Linked DNA regions of Homo sapiens: region 2 is linked to region 1. The links are chromatin loops, found by intact Hi-C in ENCODE. Cell type or tissue: B cell. All regions are shown on one strand. Each heading gives the region's core, and the rest is flanking DNA. Links, peaks and the distances in the headings are about the cores only.

Region 1 (2,911 bases), core at 93-2,592:
TTCCCACATAGGACTCTAGTTCTAGAAAGCCTTGGGGAGAACAGGCACCCAGGGCACTGATTACTAAATGCTCAACACCCTTCGTGCAGCCCGTTATCGCTTCATCTTCCACTTTCACTAGCATGACTGGTGAAATACTGAATGTTAACAATATTACTGCACCTGGTGACAAGAAGCTCCAACAATGCAGTAGCTCATTTATCCAAAGAACAAAGGCAGGTACTGTCTCAGGAAAAGTAACAGCTCTTAACATTTGACAAGAAGATGTAATAAGTTCTTTTCAATTCCATCTTGAAATTGATTCCAGAACCTTCAATATGTTTACCAGCAGACAAAGCAGTGTAGAGGTGTGAAAAAGATACACTGAAAATACACACACTTTTCCAGGCCCTTTTTATGTTCTCTACTTCCTTTCTCCATGTCTCAGACAGAGGAGGTTCAAGTGCTTCCTTCTAGACACGAACTCTTGCTGAAACTTGGCTCTTCCTTCAAATGACGTCCAGCCCGGGGATGACAGCAGGGAGGGTCGGTGACAGACACAACCCAATGAGCATGCGGCCTGTGTGCCAGGACCTACCGGGCCCTGCGGTGCTGCCGGAGCTCCAGCCTTGCAGGGGCAGCCGGGGGATCAGGGCCACAGAGCAACACGGGTACCATGTCACGTGCCAGAAACCACGATATCAGAACTGTGTGCACGTGTGTGTCCAATCTCTGGGGAGGTGAGACAGAGAGAAACCAGTGCCAGACCGCTCCGGCCCCTCCCGCAAGCTGCCAGCCTCCTCGAACTTGTCAAATACCCACCGTTCCACTCTCTAAGATTCGAATTAGTTACCTGGTATTGGTATTAACCTACTTTGCGTTCTGGCCTCCACCTCACCTGGCCATCAACTCAAAAAAAAAAAAAAAACAAAAAAAACACCAAAAACAGATAATCACTTTAAGATGGATGATGATGAAAATGAGCACTAGCTATCTTTAAGAATGATCGTAGGGGCAAAGGATGAATTGTGCATTGTTGAAGCAGAGGCAATGAATGATGAAGGTAGTCCGATTACGGTAACACTGATGGCTTTGAAAACATCTGTACAGCCAAGGGCTTCCCTTGGGCTATGAAATACCACCACCTGTGGCGTTGTGGGTGAAGTGTGGTTCAGGGCCCGTGTGTATCAATGGATGGCACTTAGTAGCTGGGGAGGAAGATGCAGAGTCAGAGACAGGAGGATGTGAAACTCTTCAGAATATCTGGAAAGCGATCTCCCCCTGGAGGTGGCAGCAAGGTTCCACAGAAAAAAGTAAAATTTGCTGTTGCTGAAGATGATGATGATGATGATAAGGAAACTGAAGACAAATCTCCAGTGAAGAAATCTATACGAGATACTCTACCCAATCATGCACAACAATCAAACCAGAATGGAAAAGACTCCAAGTCACCAATGTCAAGAAAAGGTCAGGAATCCTTCAAAAAATAGGAAAATACTCCTAAAACACCAGAAGAACCTAGTTCTGCAGAAGACATTAAAGCAAACATGCAGCCAAGTATAGCAAAAGGTGGTTCTCTTTTCAGAGTGGAAGCCAAGAAAATCAATTATGTGAATGGCTTCTGGATGACTGACTAGGGGGCTATTCAAGATCTCTGGCAGGGCAGGAAGTCTCTTTAAGAAAATAAACAGTTAAAAATGTTCCATCTTATTTCGTATCTCTAACAGTTGATATCTGGCAGTCCTTTTTATAATGCAGAATGAGAACTTTCCCTACCATGTTTGATCAATGCTGTCCAGGTTCCATTGCCAAGAATATGTTGTTCCCAAATGCCAGTTTGTTTTAGATAGGGTCTTGCTCTGTCACCCAGGCGGGAGTGCAGTGGTGTGATCACAGCTCACTGTAGCCTCAACTTCCTGGGCTCAAGCGATCCTCCCACCCCAGCCTCCCAAGCAGTTAGAACCACAGGCACATGCCACCACTCCTGGCTAATCTTTTTATTTTTTTGTAGAAGACAGAGTCTTGCTGTGTTGCCCAGGTTGGTCTTGAACTCCTGGGCTCAATCAATCTTTCCCCTCTGGCCTACCAAAGTGCTGGGATTACAGGTGTGAGCCACTGTGCCCAGCCCAAAATGCCTGTTTAGTTATTAAAGATGGAACTCCACTCTCTGCTTGGTTTTAAGTATGTATGGTTTTAAGTAAGTATGATAGGACATAGTAGTAGCGGTGATCAGACACGGAAATGGTGGGGAGATAAAAAAAATACATGCGAAATAAAACTCAGTATTTTAATAAAGTAAAAAAAAAAAAAAAAGAAAAAAGACACATCACTCCCATCCATGCCCTCCCGAGCTAAGGCTGGTCTACCCATGCCAGGTGTGAGCAGGCACCACGGCCACGCTGCTCTCAGGGGACTGACCACACCTGGGAAGGGCTGGACATAGATGCATGACCTGGAGGATGATTCTGGGATAGAAGCAGGCGCCCCTCAGGTGGTGACTCACAGCTCCCCAGTACAGTACCCTCATGCCTGTCACCAGCACACCTGGGTGGGGACCCTGATGAGTGCACGCAGAGCACCCCGGTTGGGGCCGAACCCCAGCTTGCTCCTCACTCCCCTTTCCTCAGGATGCTCCAGTGGCCGCTCACCAGGCAGGAAAGCAAACCAACAAGCAACGTAGCCACTGAGAGCCCACGGGCGCTCCTGCCCTCTCCTCCTGTTTCAGTGGGGACTTGAGGGGGCAGGCTGCACCCGGAAACCTTGGCTTTCGATCGCTTTCTCAAAGGGCCCATCATATCACACTCCCTAAGTAACACGACTGTAATATGGCTGGCCGGTTATTCAAGAGGTTTACCAGCTAAAAGGTTCATTTTTCCACTGGAGAAGATACGTCACCTAAAGATTTGATATTTTTATTATTCATGGAAATGAG
Region 2 (2,911 bases), core at 156-2,655, 47 kb before region 1:
CACCCGAAGGCTCAGCCTCATCTGGAAGAAGGATAAAACTAATCAGCCTCTCGGCGGGAGCTGCCCGGCGGCCCTATGCACACGGGGGCCCTACGCACACGGCATGGCGGGCTGTGGAACACATGTCATACAGCGCTCCGGTCCCTGCAACAACCTAGGAGGGAAATGCGAGGATGCGCCTATCTTACAGAAGTACCTGCCCATGGTCACACATCTAGTAAGAGAGGCATCCTCTTCACCACTCACTGCACTGCACTGAGGGAGAAACCCCGCCCAAGTTTGTCTAAACTAAAAGAATTGTCAGCGAGGACATTTTTTCAAATTACATCTAAAGTGGCAAGAATAGCTTTTCTCAGAACTACTGGGCAGGACCTGATCCACCCTGAGAAGAGAGTCTTGTGCTCAGGAGCTGCAGAGCGTCACTAGATCCATCCAGAGTGCCAGACTTCTCCACCACAGGCTCCTGAGAACCCGGAACTGCCCATCTACACTACATCCCTAAAAAGGTGCAGGAAAAAGCACTTCCACACTTACTAACCATGGGACCCTGAGGAACTCTGGGAAACAGTGGGTTAGAAGGTCTAATATAAAATCTACGGGTTATCAATTAAATAAAAGTGGCCGGGCGTGGTGGCTCATGCCTGTAATCTCAGCACTTTGGGAGGTGAGGCGGGCAGATCACCTGAGGCCAGCAGTTCGAGACCAGCCTGGGCAACATGGTGAAACCCCATCTCCACTAAAAATACAAAAATTAGCCAGGCATGGTGGCGGGCACCTGTAGTCCCAGCTACTCGGGAGGCTGAGGCAGCAGAATCGTTTGAACCAGGGAAGCAGAGATTGCAGTGAGCCGAGATCGTGCCACTGTACTTGAGCCTGGGTGCCAGAGCAAGAGTCTCAAAAAGAAAAAAAAAAAAAAAAAAAAAAAAGGGCAACTAAAAACTTTACTTGGATAAAGATGATGAAAGTTTTGAAATGTTAATTATTTTATAAATATACATATAAAAAACTGAAGTAATTAAAAATATTAGCATTTACATGATACCCCAAATGTACAATCTATTCTTCTTTCAAGCTTCTAATATAAACCTTCTTAGGTTAACTATTTTTAACATTGCTCTTGAGGAAATAACTGGAATTGTGTTTCCATAGTAATGATACTGAGGTATACGAAGTAGAATCTACGTACAGAACCATAAAAATGGGAGAGATTTGTCATTTGGCGTGCTCTAATCTAAGAGCTCACCAACTCCTGCTTTCAGTGAAATTGTATTTGAATTCTTTTAGAGAATGGTTTAAACTGCCTTGCTTTAAAGCGGGCAGCTGGACTCAATGAAATGGATCACTCTGGTATAAATTCCATCTACAGCCGTTTGCTACCCATAACAGAGGCTTACCTTCCCAATATTTCCAGTAACTCTGCTATGCCATTATGATGCTCTGTTTCATAAATAAACCTAGAAAAAACAATTTTCCCATTAGAATTAGACACTGAACTAACCTGAATAAGAAAACAATGCTCTAGGAGGAGCCATGGAGCCAGGCAACAAGAAGCGCATCTATTTGTGCAAACACTGCTCGTGGTGAGCAAGCAGCCCTTCAGGAACCAAAGAAACTCCTCAAGGCCTGCAGCTGTAAATGCCTCGAGGGCAGAGAACTTGGTCTTGCACGAATTTTTTTCTCAATATTTTATTTTGGAAAATTTCAAGCATCTAGGAAAACGGAAAGAATTCTACAGTGAACACCCATTTCAACCACCAGATTCGACCACGAGCAATGTGCTCCATCTGCTTGATCACACGCACATCTGTTCATCCATCTTTTACTCGTTCATTAATCCATCTTACGTTTTTGCTGTATTTCAACATAGGCCAATGTCTTACTTAATTTTAAAGCCCGCAATATTTAGCACAGTTCCTGCAAAGGGTAGAAGTGATTCCTGAACTCCTCTTATTCTACCTGCCCAGTTCCCCACTGACACCCACACGCATCCTCCGTGCTGTCTCAGGTGCGATCTTTCTGAAGCACCCATCTGCGACAGACCCAGCTCCCTTCCTCTGAGACATCTCTGTCCACTGCGCCTGCTTCTAGGGGAGCCCCAGGACACGCACCCTACCCTCTGTGCCAGCCTGTCTCCCTCCAGATGGGGCCACTGCAAAGACAGGGCCAAGGACTTCTCGTGACTATGTTCCCAGGGCTAGGAGCAAGCCTGGCATCTGTTTGATGCTGAAAACACGTCTGCTGAATAAACCGGGCACAAAGAGAGGGAACAGGGACATGTTAGGAAACAGGAAAATGTCCTCCCCGCAAAGGGCTCCTACAGAAACAAAGAAGCCTCTCCTGCCCCAAGCCTCGTGCACCTGGGATTGGTCTAGAGCAGTCCACGAGGGGTATCCTGCATGCAGTGAGAGGGTCTGAAAGATCCCTGCCCATCAGATGAAAACCATTTGATTAGAGACCGCTCTAAGCCAAAAATAAGTTTGAGAAGATTAAAAAATTCAACTCTGAAATTTCGTTCACTTTGTTTGAAACAAATGAAATAGTGTGACCTTAACATCCACAGATGTGAAATATTTTTCAAGAATGGGTCTTAACATTTCTATGTTCCCAAACATCAGAATGCACTGAGAGGTGGTGCTTGAATTGGGTACTGAAGGAGGATTTTCACAGATTTTTTTTTTTTATATGGCAGTGTGGAGAGGGAGAAGAACTCGTTTGGCTGGAACAAAGGTCTGTGCCGTGGAGTGGGGTGGGCAAGATGCATGGAGAGGCTGGAAGGCCAGCTTAGAAAAGCCGAAATCTGGCCGGGCACAGTGGCTCATGCCTGTAATCCCAGCACTTTGGGAGGCTGAAGCAGGTGGATCACCTGAGGTCAGGAGTTCAAGACGGGCCTGGCCAACATGGCAAAACTCCA

The links. Hi-C counts contacts between places; a loop is a spot of excess contacts. Peaks named below come from ENCODE experiments on the same cell type or tissue, not always from the same donor. Only the 100,000 strongest peaks of a DNase experiment are listed, where the experiment ranks them.
Region 2: a loop joins it to region 1, with 5 times the contacts of the local background. A loop is called at or near these places in 6 of 110 quality-filtered maps.

The regions. Positions count from the first base shown.
Region 1 is chr14:101,842,139-101,845,049 of GRCh38, reverse strand. All of the region lies in intron 3 of PPP2R5C (protein phosphatase 2 regulatory subunit B'gamma), which reads right to left. It also overlaps the pseudogene NPM1P20. Among named protein-coding and RNA genes, the nearest start is that of PPP2R5C, 82 kb to the right of the region's middle. RefSeq lists enhancers at 473-572, 1,213-1,362. In B cell, for the core only: CTCF peaks have their summits at 1,040 and 1,239; DNase peaks (open chromatin) are centred at 639 and 1,169; H3K4me3 peaks cover 448 bases; H3K27ac peaks cover 1,844 bases.
Region 2 is chr14:101,888,780-101,891,690 of GRCh38, reverse strand. PPP2R5C (protein phosphatase 2 regulatory subunit B'gamma) reads right to left here. Exons shown (of 16, transcript NM_001352913.2): 8 at 1,395-1,454. Among named protein-coding and RNA genes, the nearest start is that of DYNC1H1, 74 kb to the left of the region's middle. In B cell, for the core only: a CTCF peak has its summit at 1,506; a DNase peak (open chromatin) is centred at 1,546.